2 separate regions of the Homo sapiens genome follow, and region 2 is linked to region 1. A link is an interaction called in ENCODE POLR2A ChIA-PET data of the cell type or tissue named here. Cell type or tissue: GM12878. All regions are shown on one strand. Each heading gives the region's core, and the rest is flanking DNA. Links, peaks and the distances in the headings are about the cores only.

What was found. Peaks named below come from ENCODE experiments on the same cell type or tissue, not always from the same donor. Only the 100,000 strongest peaks of a DNase experiment are listed, where the experiment ranks them.
Region 2: POLR2A ChIA-PET joins it to region 1 with 9 read pairs; 2 of 35 experiments call an interaction of 5 or more read pairs at or near these places.

What each region holds. Positions count from the first base shown.
Region 1 is chr2:233,502,213-233,507,595 of GRCh38, reverse strand. All of the region lies in intron 21 of USP40 (ubiquitin specific peptidase 40), which reads left to right. Among named protein-coding and RNA genes, the nearest start is that of USP40, 62 kb to the left of the region's middle. In GM12878, for the core only: no CTCF peak of the experiment used is centred there; no DNase peak of the experiment used is centred there; H3K27ac peaks cover 743 bases.
Region 2 is chr2:233,760,485-233,765,867 of GRCh38, reverse strand. All of the region lies in intron 1 of UGT1A8 (UDP glucuronosyltransferase family 1 member A8), which reads right to left. The region is part of intron 1 of UGT1A10 (UDP glucuronosyltransferase family 1 member A10); the gene reads right to left. The region is part of intron 1 of UGT1A9 (UDP glucuronosyltransferase family 1 member A9); the gene reads right to left. All of the region lies in intron 1 of UGT1A7 (UDP glucuronosyltransferase family 1 member A7), which reads right to left. It also overlaps UGT1A6, UGT1A5, UGT1A4, UGT1A3, UGT1A1 and UGT1A. Among named protein-coding and RNA genes, the nearest start is that of UGT1A1, 2.9 kb to the right of the region's middle. In GM12878, for the core only: no CTCF peak of the experiment used is centred there; no DNase peak of the experiment used is centred there.

The DNA of each region.
Region 1 (5,383 bases), core at 109-5,108:
CATATTACCGATCAGCCTTTCTGTGCCTGGCTTCGTTCACTTAACATGATGTCTTCCAGGTTCATCCATGTTGTCACAAATAACAGGATTTTATTCTTTTTTATGGCTGAATAGTACCCTGTTGTGTATATATACCACATTTTCCTTACCTATTCATCCACTGTTGGATGCTTAGGTTGATTTGATATCTTGGCGATTGTAAATAATGCTCCATTAAACATGGGAGTGCAGATATCTCTTTGACACACTGATTTCATACCCTTTGGACACATACCCAGTAATGGGATTGGTGAATCACATGATAGTTCTATGTTTATTTTTGTGAGGAACATCTGTACTGTTTTCTATAATGGCCGTACTAATTTACAGTCTCACCGACAGTGCATAAATGTTCCCTTTTCACCACATTCTTGTAAATACATGTTTTCTCTTGTTTTTTTAATAGTAGCCATTCTAACTGGAGTGAGATGGTACTTCATTGTGGTTTTGATTTACATTTCCTTTATGATTTGTGATGTTGAGCATTTTTTGTGTGCGTACCTGTTGGCCATTTGTATGTCTTTTGAGAAATGTTTACTAAAGTCTTTTGCCAATTTTTATATCAGGTACTTTTTTTTTGCTGTTGAATTGTTTAAGTTCCTTATATAATATATTCCGGATATTAACTCTTTGTTAGATTTTTTTTTTAAGACAGTCTTTCTCTGTCACCCAGGCTGGCATGCAGTGGGGTGATCTCAGCTCACTGCAACCTCCACCCCCAGGGCTCAAGTGATCCTTCCATCTCAGCCTCCGAAGTAGCTGGGATCGCAGGTATATGCTACTATGCCCAGCTATTTTTTTTTTTTTTTTTTTTTTGTATTTTCGGTAGAGGCAGTGTCTCACCATGTTGCCCAGGCTGGTCTTGAACTACTGAACTCAAGTGATCTGCCCATCTCGGCCTCCCAAAGTGCTGGTATTACAGGCGTGAGCAACCCCGCCCAGCTCCCTTTGTTAGATTTATACTTTGCAAACATTTTCTCCCATTCTGTAGGTTGTCTCTTTACTCTGTTGTTTCTTTTGCTGTACAAAAGCTTTTTAGTTTGCTATAATCCCATTTGTCTATGTTCTTTTGTTGCCTGTGCTTTTGAGGCAACCAAAGCTTATTTTAAAAATTCTTGCCTAATCCAGTGTCATAGTGTTCCCCCTATGTTTTCCTTTAGTAGTTTCATTGTTTTGGGTTTTACATTTAAGCATTTAAACCATTTTGAGTTGATTTTTGTATTTAGTGAGAGTTAGGGAATCTAGTCTCATTATTCTGCATGTGGAGATCCAATTTTCCCAGAACCATTTGTTGAAGAGACTATCATTTTCCCAATGTGTGTTCTTGGCACATCTATCAAAAATTAGTTGGCTGTTAAGTTTGTGAATTTATTTCTGGGCTCTTTATTCTGGTGCTTTGGCCTATGTGTCAGACTTTTTGCCAGTACCCTGCTGTTTTGGTTACTTTTGCTTTGTAGTATATTTTGAAGTAAGGCAGTATGGTGCCTCCAGCTCTGTTCTTTTTGCTCACAATTGCTTTGACTATTTGGGTTTTTTTGTGGTTCCTTATGAATTTTTTCATCCTTGGGATGAATACCACTTGATAATTATGAATGGTCTTTTTAACGTGCTTGTTAAATTCAGTTTGCTAATACCTTGTTGACAGTTTTTCATCTATGTTCATCAGGGATATTGGCCTATAGTTTTCTTTTTTTGTTGTTGAATCTACATCTGGTCTTGGAATCAGGATAATGCTGGCCTCATAAAATGAGTTTGGAAATATTCACAACTTTTCAATTTTCTGGAGTAGTTTGAGGAGAATTGATATTCTTTAAATGTTTGGTAGAATTCAGCAGTGAAGCCATTAGGTCCTCAGCTTTTCTTTGATGAAAGACTTTATTACTGAAAGCATTTTCTCACTTGTTGGCCTGTTCAGATTTTCTATTTCTTCATCATTTAATCTTAGTATATTGTATATGTCCAGGAATTTATCCATTTCTTCTATGTTTTTAAATTTATTGGCAAGTAGTTGTTCATAATAGTCTCTTATGATCCTTTGTATGTCTGTGGTATCAATTGTAATGTCTGATTTTCATCTCTGACTTTATTTGAGTCTTCACTCTTTTTTTCTTAGTCTAGCTAAAGGTTTGCCAATTTTATCTATTAAAAGAACCAGTTTTTAATTTTGTTTCTCTTTTGAATTGTTTTGTTAGTTCCTATTTTGTTTATTTCTGCTCTGAGCTTTATTATTCCCTTCTGCTTCTTTTGGGTTTAGTTTGTCCTTATGTTTCTAGTTCCTTGAGGTTCATGGTTAGGTTGTTTAGTAGAAATCTTTCTTCATTTTTGATCTAGGCATCTATTGCTGTGAACTTCCCTCTTAGAACTGTTTTTGCTGTATCCCATGGGTTTTGGTATAATATGTTTCTATTTTAGTCTCAAGGCATTTTAAAATTTCCCTCTTACTTTCTTCATTGACTTATTGGTTCTTTGGAAGCGTGTTTAATTTCCATGTATTTGTAAGGTTTTCAAAGTTTTTCTTTTTGATTTCTAGTTTTATCGTGGTTAGAAAAAATACTTGATATGATCTCTGTCTTGTTAAATGTATTAAGACTTGTTTTGTGGTCTAATGTATGCTCTATCATGGATAATATTCTCTGTGCAGTTGACAAGAATGTGTATCCTGCAGTTGTTGATGGACTGTTCTATAAATATCTGTTAGCTCCGTTTGGTCTATGGTGAAGTTTAAGTTTAATGTTTCTTTGTTGATTTTCTGTCTCGATGATCTTTCCATTATTGAAAGTGAGGTGTTGAAGTCCCTACTATTATTGTATTGCAGTCTTGTTCCCCTAGAGGTCTAATAATATTAGCTTTATATATTTGGGTGTTCTGGTGGTGTTTGCATATATATTTACAATTGTTATATCCTCTCATTGAATCCCTTTATATCATTATAAATGACATAATAATGATATATAGTGATTATATAACAAGTTATTATATAATGACCTTCTTCTACAATGACCATTATCAATTATAATGACCTTTTACAGTTTTTGAGTTAAAGTCTATTTTACCTGACATAAATGTGGCTACTCTTGCTCACTTTTGGTTTCTATTTGCATGGACTATCTTTTTCCATCCCTTCACTTTCAGTCTATGTTTGTCTTTAACAGTGAGGTGAGTCTTTTTTAGGCAACATATAGTTGGGTCTTCTTTTTTTTAACCCATTCAGTCACTTTTATATCTTTTAATTGAAGAATTTAATCAAGGTTATTATTGATAAGTAAGAACTTACTCCTGCCATTTTGTTAATCGTTTTCTGGTTGTTTTGTAGATCTTTTTCTTCCTTTCTGGTTGTTTACTTCTGTGGTTTGATGGTTGTCTATGGTGCTAAGCTTTGTTTCTTTTTCTTATTTGTGTATTTTCTGTCATGTCTTTCTTTGTGGTTACTGTTGCACTAAGATAGAGAGTCTTGTACTTATAATAGACTATTTTAAGCTGTATCCAACTCACCTTTGGTCATATAAAAATAGTCTAGAATTTTTTCCCTTCCCTCTACAATTTATATTTTTGTTGCCTTAATTTACATCTTTATTGTGTCCTTAGCCACTAATAGTAACTGTTGTTGTTTTTGGCTATTTTGACTTTAAACCTTCATGGAAGAGGATTGATAAATTTATATAGCACCATTGCGACACTGGGGTATTCCAAGTATGATTATGAATTTACCTATACTTGTGAGTTTTATACTTTCATGTGTTTTCATGATAGTAATTATCATCCTTTTGTTTCCAGTTGTAGTGCTCCCTTAAGTATTTTCTTGTAAGATTGGTCTAGTGGTGATAAATTCCTTTAGCTTTTTGCTTATCTGAGATTTATATCTCGCCTTTATTTCTGAAGGATAGCTTTGCTGGATATGATATTCTTGGCTGACAGTGTTTTTTTCTTTCCTATATTACCCCCATTTTCTTCTGGCCTGCAAGGTTTCTGCTAAGAAATCCACTGATAGTCTACTGGGGATTTCCTTATATGTGACTTAATGCTTTTATCTTGTAGCTTTCAGAATTCTCTTTTTGTCTTTAACTTTTGAGAGTCTTATTATAAAGTGCCCAAAGAGGATCTTTTTGTGTTGAATCTAATTGGGGAACCTGTGAGCTTTCTGGATCTGGATGTCCATATCTCTCCTGGACTTGGGAATTTTTCACCTATTATTTAATTAAATAGATACGCTGTGTCTTTTGTCATTTATTCTCCCCCTGGCACTTCTACAATGAGAAAACTTGTTCATTTAATGGTGTCTTGTTGGTCCTGTAGGCTTTCTTCATTCTTTTTAAATTGTTAATTCTTTTTATTCTTCTGACTGGGTTATTTCAAAAGACCTGTCTTCAAGTTCAGAAATTCTTTCTCTGATGAATTTCTGATTCAGATTATGAATGAATTTTTCTGATTTTGTTGAATTTTGGATTGTCTGTATTCTCTTGTTTATGAGTTTCCTTAAGATCATTGTTTTGAATTTCTCTTCAGGCATTTCATAAATATACTTTTCTTCGGGGTTTGTTACTGGAGACTTACTGTGTTCCTTTCAGAATATCATCTTTCCTTGGCCCTTCATATTTCTTGTCTTCTTATGTTGATATCTTCACATTTACTTGAACACTTACTTTTTCCAATTTTATGGAGTAGCTATTGTAGGGAGGAGCTTTTTCCTATAGATGGATTCTAGGGTGTCTGTTGGAAATGATGTGTTGTTGGCTTTGGTTCTTGGTGGGCTCAGTAGCATGATCCCTATGCCAGTTCTTCAGCTGTAATCCTCATTAATGATGTGTGCAGTTGCCTCAATTTCCTAGGTTACGGGTGTTTGTGACAGAGGTGACATGGTTTGGTGGAGGAAAGGATGCTGGTTTGTGCTGCTACCAAGCACAACCTGAGCATAGCTGTGTGTTGGTCTCTCTGGGGAGGGGGATACTGCCACACTTGCTATTGGGCTGGGTGCAAACATGTGTGGGTCAGGCAGCTGTGCAGCGCTCTCTCTGGGGAGGCAGGGCCACTGCCAGATTGCAAAATCCAAAACTTTTTGAGCACTTTTTGACCCTTTGACATGACACTCAAAGAAAATATTCATTGGAGCATTTCATATTTAGATTTTTGGATTGAGGTTACTTAGCTGGTAAGTATAATGCAGATATTCCAAAAATTTTTTTTAAATCCAACACTTCCAGTCCTAAGTATTTCAAATAAGGGATACTCAACCTGTAATTGGGACTGGGTGATGGGTATTTGAGGATCATTTTACTATTTTCTGCAGGTATTTTCCCAGTTTTTTACTGGCCTTTTTAACTTTACATTTTTTAATTTCAAGGAAAGA
Region 2 (5,383 bases), core at 235-5,234, 260 kb before region 1:
CCGCTGTCACATGCTCTGTGAGGGGGACAAGGAAAGTTTTCCTGTTTCATCAACATGGCAATTCTTTTCTCACTGTAGATTTTCAGTGGTCCAATGAATCCCCCAAGAATCTCTCAAATGGCTTTATGGGTTTATTTATTATTATTATTATTATTAATTATTATTATTATTATTTACTTGAAGTTCTGGGATACATATGCCATGGTGGTTTGCTGCACCTATTGACCTATCCTCTAAGTTCCTCCCCTCACCCCTCACCCCGCCACAAGCCCTGGTGTGTGTTGTTCCCCTCCCTGCGTCTACGCATTCTCACTGTTCAACTCCCACTTATGAGTGAGAACATGCGGTGTTTGATTTTCTGTTCCTGTGTTAGTTTGTGGAGGATGATGGCTTCCAGCTTCATCCATGTCCTTGCAAAGAATATGATCTCATTCCTTGTTATGGCTGCATAGTATTCCATGGTGTATATGTACCACATTTTCTTTATCCAATCTACCATTGATGGGCATCTGGGTTGGTTCCATGACTTTGTTATTGTGAATAGTGCTGCAATAAACAAATATGTGCATGTGTCTTTATAGTAGAATAATTTATATTTCTTTGGGTATATACCCAGTAATGGGATTACTGAGTCTATGGTTTTATGTTTGCAAAGAATACTGAGGGCACTAATATGATTGTGTGATGTGGCAGGGCTTGCCCAAACTGAGGGGTTCCCTAGGACATGTGATGTTCAGTGCTAAAACCTGAACAGTCCTGAGGAAGCCAGGATGCTGGTCACCCTAGATGTGAGACACAGGAGACCTCTGACAGGGCTCAGCAAACGCAATTTGCACAGCAGGACTCCTGCCAAGCCTGATTTGGAACATGACCAGGAAAGCCCCAGACACTGACCATCCTTCTCCCAAGGTGAGCCCTCTCTCCCCGCCACTCTCACCAGCCCCAGGCCCTCGTGAGTCCTCTGGCTCTTAAGGGCTTTGTCTTTGCCTTTTCCCTTGGGCTCATCTAAAAGTCAGGGAGGACAGAGTCATCCTCCCCACCACCATGCTGCATTTTTTGGTTTGTAGCAAGAACACCCTGAGGATGGTTTTTCTGAACTCCTTCCTCCCTAGGGTCTGCACCACATCTCTCCCCTCTTTCTCTCCCTCTTTCTTGGGGAGACACAGCTCATTTCCAAGTGCTCTTCAAGTTCTTTCTTCTGAGCGTTGGTAAATGGCTTACTTAAATTTCCTAGGACCTTTGCTCTTCATGAAACCCACTCTTACACTGAAGCTCATCTGGAAAAGGCCGAGTCTAAGTTCTCCTCCAGGCACACCCTCCCACACGCCCACTCAGCAATCAGCAGGATGTGATTCACACAAAATTGAACCCACAGGTCCATAAACATTCGAAGTTAAATAGCAGGAGATCACGAAAGTTTAAATGGCACAAAAGTTCATCTGGAGATTCACGCAGGGCAAACTGCAGAGAAGTTGTCATCACGGCCAACTCCTACCTGAGCCAGCTACTATGAGGCTCAATAAAGGTGAAGTCCATCCCCTACTTGGCAAAGCTTCCCTTAAACTTCACCCTGACTTCACAGTTACCGGAATGACCAAAGAGTGAAGCAACATATTAACTGAAAATAACACTCCAATCCCCCACCATTGATTCCCTTCAAAGAAAAGATGAGATGCCCCTGAATGAGAGAATTTCCCTGTTCTGATGAGACTTCACCAGCCAAAATGAGACATTTAACATAACTCCTAAACTTTACCAAGAATTTTGTATTTTTAGTTTAGGCTTTTAATTAGATTTTCCCTTCCCAAATGCATTTCATTTTCCCAGAATTCTTCTTTAGCACTTAGACACCATGTGGGTCATCTGTGACTTCACCATCACGCATTCCCAGTAACCCACATATATCTCAACCTTCCCTGCTCCCAAGCTTTCCTCTCCTGGCCATCTCGAAGCCTTGGTCCTCACTAATCTTCTGTTTAGTTATTTTTCTCAGACCCAGCATTGCGATTGTCTGTGAACCACTGCTATCTTACCCTGGCAGGGGAGGAACATCTTGGAATTCTTGAGTTTCATTCCTTTTCTCCCAATGTTGTTCCACTATCTCTTTTCCTTCAGACACACCAAAGACACGCCAATGCCAGGTTGTGCTTTCTCTATGGACTTCTTTGTGCAATAAAAGTTTTATCTTTATTCTTAAAGTTCAGGAGTTTTATCAAGAGTATTGAGAATAGGACCATCAACACAAGAGGAATGGTAGTGCAGAGTGGCATTTTTAGTTAACAAAGGAAGAAAGAGAAAATAAGAACAGTAACTTGACCAACCAGTAGAAATCCGGAAAAAGGAGAATGGCAAAGTCAACTAAACATAAAGTAAACTGAGAGAGTTACAATCAAATCTATTAATTGTTAGATTCAAATAGGCAAAATGCACTTATTAAAGCAACTGCCTGACTGGATTAAAAATACCAGTGCCATGTTGTTTAAAAAGGAAGAAAGCTTGAAGACAAAGGAGTACTAAAGATGTGCTAGGGAAATGTAAACAAAAATAATACAGAAGTGGTAATATTAATATCCAAAAAGTGGAATTTCAGATTAAAACATGCAACAAGACAAAACAGGTTACTAAAAGGTACAATTTAAAAACATATTTTCACACCTAAGCCTGACTGCACCAAACAAGGCAACAACAAATATGTAGTCAACACAGTTCACCACTTAGACTTTTATGGTTATATCAATAAATGCCAGAAAGGCAGCTGATAAAGTTCGGTGCCTCTCCTACAAACATCCTCACGCAAAGAAGGAAATTATCTAAATCAATAAAGCCTGTTCAGAAAACAATGGCTAACATAATGCAAAATAATGAAATGATAATCAATTTCCACTAAAATAGCAGCAAGACGGGCATCTTTCCTATTGCCAGAATTATTCAACTGTTTTTAGAGATTCTAATAAATTCAATAGCCCTGATATTTGGCATGGAATTTATAAGAGAAGAAACCAAAATTTCTTTATCAGCAAATGACTGCCTATTATTTTTTATTATGAAAATCAATATTTTGATGAGATAGCTGAGTAATGAGTAGATAATCAGCTAGAGATAGAAATGCAAAAAAATAACACATTCACAGTAGTGACCAAAAAAAAAAAACCGTGTAAAATACTTAAGAAAAGATGAATGAGAAAGAAACAGAACAAATGTTTTTTAAACTACAAAATAGCTTATCTTTTTAAAGGAAGTGTTTGAGGTCACAACAACAAAACTCCTGGAATACAAATTGTAATGTTCCTCTGTGGGGAACTAGACTAGATCTCCAGCAGAATACACTGTGGTACACAAGTACCATGAAATACTATTTCATAGTTTAAAAAGTAATAGCATTTAAAACTGGAGTGATATCCATGACATTATCGGTAAGTGGGCAGTGGGAATACACTGTTACTCTATTTTGTAGAAAAAGCAACCAAAAAATTTTACATATGTTTCTATATACATATTGGTATGTAATAGCTGGAGTACAAAGAACTAAAAAGAGCTATTGTGGATTACTCTCGACCCATTAACTAGACCTCGGTTGGCACCTTTCTTCTCATTCATTAATGTAACACATATTCGGTGGGTGCCTATTCTGTGCCTTAGGTGCTGAGATTTATGGGGCGCCAAATACATGCAGACCCATTGGCAGGTGTTGAGGACGCCGCATACAGTGGATGTGATTAATGCAAAGTCACACAGGTCCCCACATGGCTCATGATGTGAAGCGGACAATCAACAACTATCTAAGTGAAATGGCTGCCATATTTGATGTGCTATGAAGGAAAATGCACAGAAAATTAAAAAAAATAAAATACAAATCACATTGGAGGTATAGTGGAAATAAGGTCACCTCCGAAGGTGATATCAGTCCCCTTAATGGGAGCCAGACGCAGCACCTGGGAAGTGCCTGGGCTGCCAGTAGATCCTCAGCCAATCTTTGCAGGATAAGTGAATGAACGCTCTCTGAAATGTCACCTCCTCAAAGAGTAATTCCCTAACGCTCCATCTGAAGGAGCCTCTCCTGTTCTTTTCTATCCTCTGCTGAGATTTCGATGAGGATGTGAATGCTACTTTTTGCATACTTCAAACTCTGTAGGGGAAAAATAAACCTAATAGCTTGAGAATGAAACCTACAACCTTTCTGTATCATGTCAGAACCTGACTGTCTGGTGATTCACTCATTAGAAGAGAACGGACTGCAGGATTTAGCTTCTTATCAGAATATTTAGAAACTGGAGCTTTAACCAGGGTCACAAAGGCAACTTTCATTTCCAGGATCTATCATCATCAAAGAATGATTTCATCAGTCCTGAACATTGCCTGCCTGACTGAATCCAGGGCAAGGTGCAGGCTTCAACTGAGTTTTCTGCAGGGTGCCCCAAACCCAGCATTCTGTGCCTATGGCATTTAACAGCTTGTTGTTTCTAATTGATTACTATCCACTGGAGCACACAGAGTAAAATGTCCAAGGAATGCTTTCCCGAAATCTCAGATACCAAGAAATCATCCAGAAGATGATGCCAAAGACAGACTCAAACCTAGGAGTCAAAAATTAACAAAAGAGGGCATTTTAAATTATCTCAGAATGCTTGCTCAGCATATATCTGGGGCTAGTTAATCGATCCAAAGTAATACATCTGAAAGAATATACGCATGTAAAAGTCCCACTCCAATACACACCTGGGATAGTGGATTTTGGTGAAGGCAGTTGATTCCACCAACAAAAACCATATTGGGCATGATGGGCCTAGGGTAATCCTTCACAAAGTCACTTCTAAACAGCCAGACAGATGCAGAGCTCAATAGGTCCTGGACAGTCACCTCTCTCTGAAGGAATTCTGAGGCAAGGGTTGCATACGGGGAATAAACCACGTCGCACAGAAAGTTCTGTGAAAAGGCAATGAGCATGTTCTTCACCCGCTGCAGGAAGGTCATGTGATCTGAATGAGAGGAGAGAGGCCTGGGCACGTAGGAGAATGGGTTGGGGCACTGGGTAGCCTCAAATTCCAGGCTGCATGGCAGTGCATGCAAGAAGAATACAGTGGGCAGAGACAGGTACTGGGCCACGATGGGGCTGCAAGGAAGGAAAGGGTCCGTCAGCATGACATCAAAGCTGCTTTCTGCCAGGGAGGCCATGAGCTCCTTGTTGTGCAGTAAGTGGGAACAGCCAGACAAAAGCATAGCAGAGTCCTTTTTTATTTTCTTGTATGTTTTGATCACACGCTGCAGGAAAGAATCATTCTCAAAAACATTATGCCCGAGACTAACAAAAGACTCTTTCACATCCTCCCTTTGGAATGGCACAGGGTACGTCTTCAAGGTGTAAAATGCTCCGTCTCTGATGTAC